Regions from separate parts of the Homo sapiens genome. Here region 1 is linked to region 2. A link is an interaction called in ENCODE POLR2A ChIA-PET data of the cell type or tissue named here. Cell type or tissue: PC-9. All regions are shown on one strand. Links, peaks and the distances in the headings refer to the core of each region. The heading gives the core; the rest is flanking DNA.

Evidence for each region. ChIA-PET counts read pairs that join two places held together with the same protein. Peaks named below come from ENCODE experiments on the same cell type or tissue, not always from the same donor. Only the 100,000 strongest peaks of a DNase experiment are listed, where the experiment ranks them.
Region 1: POLR2A ChIA-PET joins it to region 2 with 10 read pairs; 2 of 35 experiments call an interaction of 5 or more read pairs at or near these places.

The regions. Positions count from the first base shown.
Region 1 is chr9:107,490,677-107,496,852 of GRCh38, forward strand. No RefSeq gene overlaps it. Among named protein-coding and RNA genes, the nearest start is that of KLF4, 4.0 kb to the left of the region's middle. In PC-9, for the core only: no CTCF peak of the experiment used is centred there; no DNase peak of the experiment used is centred there; H3K4me3 peaks cover 35 bases; H3K27ac peaks cover 603 bases.
Region 2 is chr9:108,067,698-108,074,207 of GRCh38, forward strand. All of the region lies in intron 4 of LOC105376214 (a long non-coding RNA gene), which reads right to left. Among named protein-coding and RNA genes, the nearest start is that of KLF4, 580 kb to the left of the region's middle. In PC-9, for the core only: no CTCF peak of the experiment used is centred there; no DNase peak of the experiment used is centred there.

The DNA.
Region 1 (6,176 bases), core at 352-5,351, 580 kb before region 2:
TTTTTTGTGAGACAGAGTCTCGCTGTGTCGCCCAAGCTGGAATGCAGTGGCACGATCTCAGCTCAGTGCAACCTCCGCCTCCTGCGTCCAAGCGATTCTCCTGCGTCAGCCTCCCGAGTAGCGGGGATTACAGGCGTGCGCCACGACGCCGGCTAATTTTTGTATTTTTCGTGGAGACGGGGTTTCACCATGTTGGCCAGGCAGGTCTCGAACACCTGACCTCAAGTGATCAGCCTGCCTCGGCCTCCCGAAGTGCTGGGATTACAGGCGTGAGCCACTGCCTGTAATATTTGATGACTAAATTGCACTGTAGAATAATAATAATAATAGAAGACACCCATTAAAGAAGAATTAAACACTCACTGATGACTTTTCAAGCCACGCACTCTCCTTTCCACTTTATGGATGAGAAATTGAGTCATAAAGAGGTGAAATGGCCAGTAAAGGTCAAAGGACAACTCGTTCCTTCGGCTCAGGCTCCGGGTAGGTCAGGCCCCCCTAAAGGGACTTCCCTGGGAAGTGACCATGTGCCAGGAAGTGGAGCGATGCGGTGGGATCCTAGCTCTCAAAAAGTGCACACCGAGCCCGCCGCAGGCGTCCTTGCCCACCGGGAAGGGAATAGGAAACGGCGATCTTTACTTCAATCTTATAACGCTGCCTCCCCCACCCCCACTCTCCCCTTGGTTTGTGATCAGTAATTTTCCAGCTGGGAAATGTTTTGCTCTCATCTTCTTAGCAAACAGTATTTTTTTTTAAAACGTGAATGTGGTGTTCGGTATCACTTTCTAAACGTAGGTTTGGCGAGGTGTTTACTTTGGATTCCGGCGTTCGGCGCGGGACTCCGCCCCCCTCTCCACGGAGCCCCCTCACCGGCGAACGCTGGCGCTTAGGCTGGTGTCAACCTAGGAAAGAGAAGAGAGGGGACACTGGGGAAAGTGGTGGAAGCTCGGGCACCGGGCAGAGAGTGCGCTCACCCCTTTTTGAGTTCTAGTTGCCAATGTCCTTTGTCGTTGTCACCTGTTTGAACCCTGCGATTCTGGTACCTATTAGGTTTCCTCAGAATATTTGTGATACCTGATTTTTCCACTCCTCGCCGACCACAGAAGCATTCTTGGAATGCATCTCGCCCCGAATGAATTGACTCGGCCCTCCCTGCCAACGCCAGGAATCCCTCTAAGATCCAGAGTCGGACGCCCTTGAGTGTGACTTCCATCCTCTAGCTTGGCTCTGGCCAAGGGCTGCCAGGGTTGCAGCTGGGGGATGAGAGTGTTTTGGCAGGGAAACCGAGGTCCTCCTTCCTATGACCTCGAGGAGTTCAACCCCACCCCCCTATATAGGATCAGGCCAGTTACTTTAACTCTGATTTTTACTTTAAGCCCTTTTCAAACGGAGGAACCAAAAAAGGAAGACACCTGCCACTTCCTCCCCTACTCCTTTAATTGTGATGGCAACATCTTGGGATGCTGTGATTTGAGGGCTGCATGGGAAACTCACCACTTTTTCAGGAAAGCCAAAGTCCCTCACCCTGGATGAACAGTGGATGAGCCCTTGATTGGCAGCCATCTCCCTTGGGATGTAAACGTGGGTCAGGACTTGGAATTTCCAACTTAGGTAGGCAGCACACTAGATTATTTCTGCTTTACTTTTATTTCTCTAAGGCAGTAGCCCTTCCCCCTCAAAAAAAAAACTATCTGTAACCACCACAATGAAAAAACAATATTGCACAGAAGAATTGGAAAGCCACCATTATTATGTCACATAATCAAGACAAGATTCTGAAACTCGATTGAAAAAGATGAACTTGTTTCCAACCGGCCTTCTGAAGGATAAAAGCCAGTCTCTCTTCGTGGCAGGCAACTAGCTGGTTATTCCTCTGATTGCGTCACAAAGGGAAATCTGTATATTCACCCCAGATTTCTAAAAGAAGCAAGAAACTTCAAGTTCACAAATCATCTCTCAAGGCAGGTGCCCTGTATGACAACAAGGTTATGGCCCTCCCTGTCTTCAGAACAGGTAGGGCCAGAAGACTTAAATCCTTGCCCTATATAATTTATAAACATGAGGCTGAGTAAACCTTTGATGACTAAATTGCACTGTAGAATAATAATAATAGAAGACACCCTTTAAAGAAGAATGAAACACTCACTGGTGACTTTATTTCAGCAAACTGATATTACTAGTTTTGTGGACTAGAAGTTAATTATTAATGTCCTTGGAGTTATAAAATAATTTTTTTTCCAGCACAAACTGCATTAGTTGTCAGAAGATGTGATGAACACCATTAGTGCTAGGGGATTAATGTGGAGCCATGGAGGGGTGTGATAGACTGAAGAAGCTGCATCCATGTTTCAAATGAAAGATTCAGCACCCATAACTGGGTATGGGGTCTGGACACATAGAGCACCCCGTGACCTGGCTGCACCCTGGCTGGGTGTCTCTGCATAACTGCCGCAGGACTCAAGAAAAACTCAAAAAAAAAAAAACTTTTTTTTTTTTTTGAGACAGAATCTCACTCTGTAGCCCAAGCTGGAGTGCAGTGGCGTGATCTTGGCTCACTGCAACCTCCACTTCCAGGGTGGAGGTGGAAGCAGTTCTCATGCCTCAGCCTCCAGAGTAGCTGAGACTACAGGCGCGTTCCACCATGCCCAGCTAATTTTTTGTATTTTAGTAGAGATGGGGGTTTCACCATGTTGCCCAGGGTGGTCTCCAACTCCTGAGCTCGGGCGATCCACCCGCCTCCGCCTCCCAAAGTGCTGGGATTACAGGCATGAGCCACTGCGCCCTGCCTGAAAAACTGCTTTTTAAAAAAGTGAAAACAAGAGATAGATTTTAAGTACCCGAATTGCTTTGAAATGAAATCCCTGCTAATAAATAACTGTAAAAGGAGCTTGCAGCTTTCACAAGGTGGCAAAGCTTTTCTCAGTCTCCACCCTCATCTCCTTGTGAACTCCAGCCTCTTTTTTTTTTAAATTTTATTATTATTATACTTTAAATTCTAGGGTACATGTGCACAACGTGCAGGTTTGTTACATATGTATACATGTGCCATGTTGGTGTGCTGCACCCATTAACTCGTCATTTAGCATTAGGTATATCTCCTAATGCTATCCCTCCCCCCTCCCCCCCGCCCACAACAGTCCCCAGTGTGTGATGTTCCCCTTCCTGTGTCCATGTGTTCTCATTATAGACCAATGGAACAGAACAGAGCCCTCAGAAATAATGCCGCGTATCTACAACTATCTGATCTTTGACAAACCTGACAAAAACAAGCAATGGGGAAAGGATTCCCTATTTAATAAACGGTGCTGGGAAAACTGGCTAGCCATATGTAGAAAGCCGAAACTGGATCCCTTCCTTACACCTTATACAAAAATTAATTCAAGATGGATTAAAGACTTAAATGTTAGACCTAAAACCATAAGAATGCCAGCCTCTTTTTACCCTCTGTCTTGTGTAGACTTTAGAGGTTAGGAAAGTAGGCTTTGACTCTGTGTTTCCCAACATGACTCTGCTGCTTTCTAGCTGGGCAAGTTACTGACCTCACTTTGCACTTTGCCTGTTTCCTCTTCTGTAAAATGGGGATATTAATAATGCCTACTTCTTAGAGTGATGAGGATCAAATCAGATAATCTAAAGTAAAGTATTTAGCACAGACTTAACACTCAACACATAGTAGCTATTACTATCATCAGTATTCCCCAGGGTATCATAAACATGATGAGGCTGAGGCTACTGTTTTGTTCACTGCTATATCCCCAAGTCCTATTATAGTGCCTACCTAGCACATGGTAATGCCCTGTAAGTGTTTGTTGAGTGAATGAATAATGCATATTTAATGTGTTTTTTCTTTTTGAATAATCCATTAGCAGGAAGCTCATCTTTCAGCATCCACTGTAGACTCATTAATCCTCTTTCTTATCAAGAACCGCAACACACCCAGATTTAAAATTTCGTCATTCTCTCCCCGGTTTCTAAGACAGAAACCTAGATTTTCTTCAACTCCTGCCTTATTTTCTTTGACCTGAGCATCCAGACATCTACAAAACTCAGCCATTTCCATTCCTAAATATCCCCACTATCTTTTTACTACTCTCGGGCTGCTTTGGTTTAAGCTTGCCTCATTTACAGCTTTTTGTTGTTGTTGTTGTTGTTTTGAGACGGGTCTCATTCTATTGCCCAGGTTGGAGTGCAATGGCACTATCTTGGCTCACTGTAACCTCCACTGCCCGGGCTCAAGCGATCCTCCCACCTTAGCCTCCCGAGTAGCGAGTATCTTGTGGCACTGATTCTTTTTTTTTTTTTTTTATTTTGATAGAGATTTCGTCATGTTGGCCAGGCTGGTCTCAAACTCCTGTGTTTAAGCCATCCACCCACCTCGACCTCTCAAAGTGCTGGGATTACACACGTAAGCCACTGTGCCCAGCCTCATTTACAGATTTAATTATGTCTGTACACTCCAAATAGTCCTCTTGTCTCCTCCCTCAGAGCCCCACTGGCATTCTCCAGCTAGATCTAATCCATTTTGCTAACAGACCACCACAGTTCTGTCTCTACTCACCTCCCCACCAGCCAGTCTTTCAACAGCTCCACTTTGCCTAGAGGAATAAAACCAAACTGTTTGGCTTGATGTACCCAACACTTACTACTCTGGCCCTAGACAAACTTTCCAGAATCTTCTCTAGAGACTGACCTCACCCTCTCTAAACTCTTAACTGGATGTTCTCTCAAATCCCTGAATACAGGATGTGTATTTTCATCAGCTGTTTTTCCTGTCTGAAATGCCCTTTCTCCCCTCAGGGCCCTCATCGTACCCAAACTCCAAAAAGTCCCTCTTAATTGTTCCTTGGTCTATGAGTTCCCTTTTAAGCCAGTCCTTTTTTCTCTGAGCTCTAACAAAGCTGTGTAATGACTGCTAGGATGTTTACCCAGTGGACTTGCATGATCTGGTTGTTTGTAGCTCCTGTTCCCCTATGGCATCTTCAGGACAAATGCCCAATGACCATTAATTGTAGAATGAATGAAGAGAGCAAAACTGACTTGGTAAACTATTAATGGGGTAGAGGCAGGGAGGGAGTCAGGGGACCTGGTCCTTGTCAATAGCATTTCTCTCTAGTTGAGAGGGTCATTGGTTTGGTACTTCATTTTCCATCCCTTCTCTTTCTTCACCACTTCATCTCTTTCTTTGAAAAGTTCTATGAAGGAAAACTTTTCAAAGAAAGTTATGAAGGAAATAAAATCCTTCATAACTCTGTACTCTCAAAAACAGTTGGACAAAGTAATAGAACAGTGCTGGCCAAGGCATTGTAATAAAACAAACTTGAAAACACAAACAAAAATAACCAAAATCCAAACCAAAACCAAATGGAGAAAGAGTCCACTCTTTTCTGCAGCCAAATTCATTGCCTTTCAAAACCCAAACCTTAAGGGTTGAAGTTTTTAGAGCAGAAAATGAATCACAGACATTTAAAAATCAATTCTCAGAAATTTCATTAGAATCTTTTTCGTGAACCCTTAGGTTTGATCACTTAAGTTACATTCTTAGCTCAAAAAACTTAGGCCCAATACATCCTTTAAGCTATTTAAAAATAAAATCTAAAATTAATGAAATTATTTTCAAGACTTTTGAAATATTCTGACTGCAATATATTAAATTCAGCTTTTCAGTGTCCTCAACTTGTTCTGAGATATTAAAAAGGATACAAAAAAAATCCCTCTTTTTAGGTTGCTGATTTTTTTTACTTTATTTATTTATGTATTTATTTATTTTTTAATAAATAAATGAGTCACCACACCCGGCCAGGTTGCTTATTTTTAAATGTCTGTTTAAGCAGAGAGAAATATTTTTTAATGGCTCACACCTGTAATCTCAACACTTTGGGAGACCGAGGTGGGTGAATCACAAGGTCAGGAGTTCAAGACCAGACTGGCCAACATATAGCGAAACCCCATCTCTACTAAAAAATACAAAAATTAGCTGGGCGTGGTGGCGCATGCCTGTAGTCCCAGTTACTTGGGAAGCTGAGTCAAGAGAACAGCTTGAACCCAGGAGACGGAGGTTGCAGTGAGCCAAGATCGCACCACTGCACTCCAGCCTGGGCAACAGAGCAAGACTCCGCCTCAAAAATAAAAAAAGAAATATTTTGTAAGAGTGAGGTACATCTCAGTAGTATTTCCCT
Region 2 (6,510 bases), core at 599-5,598:
GACCCCAGTGTGTGATGTTCCCCTTCCTGTGTCCATGTGTTCTCATTGTTCAATTCCCACCTATGAGTGAGAACATGCTGTGTTTGATTTTTTCTCCTTGCGATAGTTTGCTGAGAATGATGGTTTCCAGCTTCATCCATGTCCCTACAAAGGACATGAATTCATCCTTTTTTATGGCTGCATAGTATTCCATGGTCTATATGTGCCACATTTTCTTAATCCAGTCTATCATTGTTGGACATTTGGGTGGGTTCCAAGTCTTTGCTATTGTGAATAGTGCCGCAATAAACATACATGTGCATGTGTCTTTATAGCAGCATGATTTGTAATCCTTTGGGTATATACCCAGTAATGGGATGGCTGAGTCAAATGGTATTTCTAGTTCTAGATCCCTGAGGAATCGCCACACTGACTTCCACAATGGTTGAACTAGTTTACAGTCCCACCAACAGTGTAAAAGTGTTCCTATTTCTCCACATCCTCTCCAGCACCTGTTGTTTCCTGACTTTTTAATGATTGCCATTCTAACTGGTGTGAGCTGGTATCTCATTGTGGTTTTGATTTGCATTTCTCTGATGGCCAGTGATGATGAGCATTTTTTCATGTGTCTTTTGGCTGCATAAATGTCTTCTTTTGAGAAGTGTCTGTTCATATCCTTTGCCCACTTGTTGATGGGGTTGTTTGTTTTCTTATTGTAAATTTATTTGAGTTCATTGTAGATTCTGGATATTAGCCGTTTGTCAGATGAGTAGGTTGCAAAAATTTTCTCCCATTCTGTAGGTTGCCTGTTCACTCTGATGGTAGTTTCTTTTGCTGTGCAGAAGCTCTTTAGTTTAATTAGATCCCACTTGTCAATTTTGGCTTTTGTTGCCATTGCTTTTGGTGTTTTAGACATGAAGTCCTTGCCCATGCCTATGTCCTGAATGGTATTGCCTAGGTTTTCTTCTCGGGTTTTTATGGTTTTAGGTCTAACATATAAGTCTTTAATCCGTCTTGAATTAATTCTTGTATAAGGTGTAAGGAAGGGATCCAGTTTCAGCTTTCTACATATGGCTAGCCAGTTTTCCCAGCACCATTTATTAAATAGGGAATCCTTTCCCCATTGCTTGTTTTTGTCAGGTTTGTCAAAGATCAGATAGTTGTAGATATCTGGCATTATTTCTGAGGGCTCTGTTCTGTTCCATTAGTCTATATCTCTGTTTTGGTACCAGTACCATGCTGTTTTGGTTACTGTAGCCTTGTAGTATAGTTTGAAGTCAGGTAGCGTGATACCTCCAGCTTTGTTCTTTTGGCTTAGGATTGACTTGGCAATGTGGGCTCTTATCTCAAAATAATAAGAGCTATCTATGACAAACCCACAGCCAATATCATACTGAATGGACAAAACCTGGAACCATTCCCTTTGAAAACTGGCACAAGACAGGGATGCCCTCTCTCACCACTCCTATTCAACATAGTGTTGGAAGTTCTGGCCAGGGCAATCAGGCAGGAGAAGGAAATAAAGGGCATTCAATCAGGAAAACAGGAAGTCAAATTGTCCCTGTTTGCAGATGACATGATTGTATATCTAGAAAACCCCATTGTCTCAGCCCAAAATCTCCTTAAGCTGGTGAGCAACTTCAGCAAAGTCTCAGGATGCAAAATCAATGTGCAAAAATCACAAGCATTCTTATACACCAATAACAGACAGAGAGCCAAATCATGAGTGAACTCCCATTCACAATTGCTTCAAAGAGAATAAAATACCTAGGAATCCAACTTACAAAGGACGTGAAGGACCTCTTCAAGGAGAACTACAAACCACTGCTCAATGAAATAAAAGAGGATACAAACAAATGGAAGAACATTCCATGCTCCTGGGTAGGAAGAATCAATATCGTGAAAATGGCCATACTGCCCAAGGTAATTTATAGATTCACTGCCATCCCCATCAAGCTACCAACGACGTTCTTCAAAGAATTGGAAAAAACTACTTTAAAGTTCATATGGAATCATCAGTCTTGTTTTCTTACAGGTCTCCCTTATTGAATGAATTAATGAATGAATGAATGAATGAATGAATTCTCCTTAGAACTAGATTTTATGCTACCTCCTGTTGAACTAGGAGCTCCTCTGAACACTACTTGAAACAAAACAAAATATAATAAAAAGTATTCTAAGGTTTCATCTTAGAACAGTCTGGAGATTCTAAGATACACCAGTGCCCAAGATCCATCCTAGAGCTATGAAAACAGAATCGTTAGGAGTGGGGTTTATGTATGGTTATTTTTAAAATAACCACTCCACTGTGATTTTTTTTTCTGAGAATTTTTAAAATTCTCCACTCCCCAGGTGATTCCAGAGTTCTTCTGTAATTGGGAACCACTTCTCTAAGCTTGTGAGAGCTCTTTCACCATCATGGAGAAGAAAAGCCATGGCTTTGGAGTGAGAAGCACGGGTTGGATTCCTCTCTCTCCTCCAAGAAATTGAAGAAGTCATTCAATCTGAGCTTCAGACCTTCCTCTTTCAACTGTGATTTAGCACTTTTCTCATAGGGCTTTTGGAAAAATTAAAGGACATCAAATATGGGAAGCAACTGATGCAGCCTGACACCTAGTAAGCATTCAGTAAGTTGGAATTTCTGTCTTTTTTTCTCACATTCTTCCTCCATAAATCCAGGGAGAACTTCTATAGGGAAACAAGTATAGGGGTATCCTCTGATAACCTCAGTGCCTCCCTGCAGCTGGTAGACCTGCACACATAGTCTGCTTATCTCCAGGTCTCCAAATGCTGTTCCCAGCACTGGCCAGCACCTCTTCTGGGCAGCTTATGCCCCAGCCTGGACTCCTTGTCCCCAGGCTTACAAAATTCCAATCCCTCTTGCCCTGTACCAAGGGGGGAGCAATGGGGTGGCCCTCTTCCAGAGCAATGGTCCCCAACCTTTTTGGCACCAGGGACTGGTTTAGTGGAAGACAATTTTTCTGTGGACCAGGGAGAAGGATGGTTTTGGGATGATTCAAGCACATTACATTTATTATGTACTTTATTCCTATTATTATGACATTGTAATATATAATAAAATAGTTATACAATTCACCATAATGCAGAATCAGTGGGGACCCTGAGCTTGTTTTCCTGCAACTAGATGGTCCCATGTGGAGTTGATGGGAGGCAGTGACAGATCATCAGGCATTAGATTCTCAGATTCTCATAAGGAGCATGCAACCTAGATCCCTCAAAGGAACAGTTCATGATAGGACTTGCGCTCCTATGAGAATCTAGTGCACTTCTGATCTCACAGAAGATGGAGCTCAGGTGGTAATGTGAGTGATGGGGAGTGGCTATTAATACAGATGAAGCTTCACTTGCTTGCCTGCCGCTCACCTGCTATGTGGCCCAGTTCCTAATAGGACACGGACCAGTGCCAGTCGGTGGCCTGGGAGTTGCGGACCCCCATTCTACAGTATAACTCTGCAGCATGTTCAGCTCTGCCCTGGCACAGACCACTTTGCATTCCTGCAGCCTGCTGATGCTTCTGCCTGTGAGTTCCAGTCTTTACCAAGCAATGCTAGCTGGAGTTTGCCAGAAATTCTAAGCTGATACCATCTTTCCAAGAGATTCCCAGGGATCTTTATTTTAATTCCTCTGCTACTAGCATGAGTTCTGAAGAACAATTGTTCAGTTGTTGTCACTACCCCACTCTCCTATGGACATCAAGCCACAGATTTTCTTCCACTTGAGCTATATGTAAAAACCTCTTGAGTTGCATTTAGGAGTTTGTCCTTCACGGCATCGCTGTCTTCAGGATAGTACTCACATCCCATTGGAGAAAGAAAAACAAAAGCATTTTCCCTCCCACTATTCAGGAACGCCTCATGGTACTGGGAAACTCCCAGGCTAATTTTCCCATTGTGTATACAACACCTTACAGTTTATAGATGCTTTCATAGTCTTAACTTTCTGTGATCTTCTCCAAGAATGCTACTGAGATAACAGGAAAGAGATTATCATTAGATCTTCATTTCACCAACGAAAACTGAAGTTCAGAGTCAGACTTCAAAACTAGGTTCCTTCTCACCAAACTAAGCACAAAATCACACAAATGTACTTTACATGTTTTTGGAATGAATCCTGGGTTTTGTTTATACACAGTTATGTCAATAGGCTGTAACTCCTAAATGATTCAGTTGAAACTAGCTCAATAGACATGTCTCATTATTACTCTTAATAACAAAAAATGCCACAACCTGGATTGATGTAGCTGAAAAGGTAAAGGAAGCAGGACTGTCTACTCCTGTGCTCCCCAAAGCATGGCCATTGTGCAGGCTGTTCTAGATAGGGTATTTGTCAACAAAAATTTCCAGGAAATGAATGGGCACTGTATCTTTTTATTTGGATATCAGAAAGAATTTCTCCTCTACAGTAATTTCTCCCCTGGCTAGGTTTTGGGGATTAAATCATTCCCCCATTTACAAGAGCCCTGTGGCTCTCCTAGGCTGTAGCTCCATTTGGAGTGAAATGAACCAACGCTCCTTACCCAAGCCACAGCTCTTCGGGCTTGAAACCGTAGACTCTTTTTCAGTAAGACAAGTGAGTAGGGATTCCTGGGGCCCTGGAAAGTACTTCACTTTCCCAACTTTAACTATCAGAGGATTTGGGCTGGATCTCTGGTACTGCATAAGTTGAAAGAGAGAGAGATAAATTCTTTTTTTTTTTTTTTTTTTTGAGACAGAGTCTCGCTCTGTTGCCCAGGCTGGAGTGCAGTGGCTCGATCTCGGCTCACTGCAAGCTCCGCCTCCAGGGTTCATGCCATTCTCCTGCCTCAGCCTCCCGAGTAGCTGGGACTACAGGTGCCCACCACCATGCCCGGCTAATATTTTGTATTTTTAGTAGAGACGGGGTTTCGCTGTGTTAGCCAGTATGGTCTAGATCTCCTAACCTCGTGATCCGCCCGCCTCGGCCTCCCAAAGTGCTGGGATTACAGGCATGAGCCACCACACCCAGCTGAGAAATTCATTCTTTTGGAGATCTCTGAGCTCCTGCCTTATTAACCGTCTGCTGACAATCAACAGATCCTTCAGAGGCATGACTTAGATCTGAGAGCCTCTCAACTTTCCTGTGTCCTGATGTCACAGCCCACTTAGAAAGCCAAGTCCAAGGGGTATGAAAATTGACAACACCCCAGCTGCCCCTGAGATGATTCCTCAAGGAGATCTTTGCCAGGTTGTTACTGATAAAGAAGACAGATGACTGATCATGTGACTCATTTGTCACCAATGACCCCATCTGGTGCACAAGAACTGGGTACAAAAGGAGGGCTGATTGTGCGGCGAGGACCGCCACTAACTACACGGGCACCATCAGCCATCCACCTGTTCACGTCATTAACGTCATGATGCTCTCTGAAGGAGGCTGTGGTATTCCCATTTCACAAATACTGAGGGAGGTTAAACACACACACACACACACACACACACACACAAAATCACACATCTTGCAACCTATTTTTAGCTCCAAAAGCCACTCATCCAGGCTGGAGTGCCGTGGTGTGATCTCGGCTCACTGCAACCTCCACCTCCTCGATTCAAGCAATTCTCCTGCCTCAGCCTCCTGATCAGCTGGGACTACAGGCATGCACCACCACACCTGGCTAATTTTTGTGTTTTTTTAGTAGAGACGAGGTTTCACCATTTGGCCAGGCTGGTCTCGAACTTCTGACCTCAGGTGATCTGCCTGCTTCAGCCTCCCACAGTTCTGGGATTACAGGAGTGAGCCACCACCCCAGCCAGATTCAAAATCTTTTATTGCCTCTAGGAATTGTGAGGCAATTCTTGGCTATTGTGCTTCTACTCCACAGTTAAGGACATCCCCAGGGACTCCTGAACTGACAAATGACAATGAGAAATTGACTAGGAACAATTGTTTTTTTCTTCGCTTTAAAAAGAAGCAATAACCAATACAACACCTCCTTGGGGATCAAAATCTCAAAATTTTGGTATCGATTGGTAAAGCATCCACAATGCAACTCCTTCTTGTTATCTCTTTTTGGGTTCTAGTTGTTTCCTTTCTTCTTTGTCCATGCAAAAGAGGATGGCAGGAAGGGAGCATGAGAGTCCTTGCCGAATCTGCTTCCGGGGTTGCTGTGTGGATTACACAGGCAGACAGGTGTGAATACGTCTGCAAACATCACAGCACTCTACAGATGCCATTTATGAGCAGAAGGCATGCTTTTTTAATGCAAAAACTTGGGTGTCTCCTCTGAGCTCCCCAGCCTGGGTGAAACCATTCTGGAATCTTCTGTGTTTCACTCCACCAGAGCACTGTTACTGCATTACTTTCATTTCCCTACTTGCGAGAAAACAATGTAATGAACGGATCCTTGAAACCACGGTGCGGTACAGGGCAGGCAGTGAGAGATAAAGATGGGCAGAAGAAATGTGCATATGAAATGTGCAAACGGGAAGGACTCTCCCCTTTCCTGGTCCAGCCTGGGAGGGCTTTTCTCATCAGACTGGTCAGGGGAGATCAAAC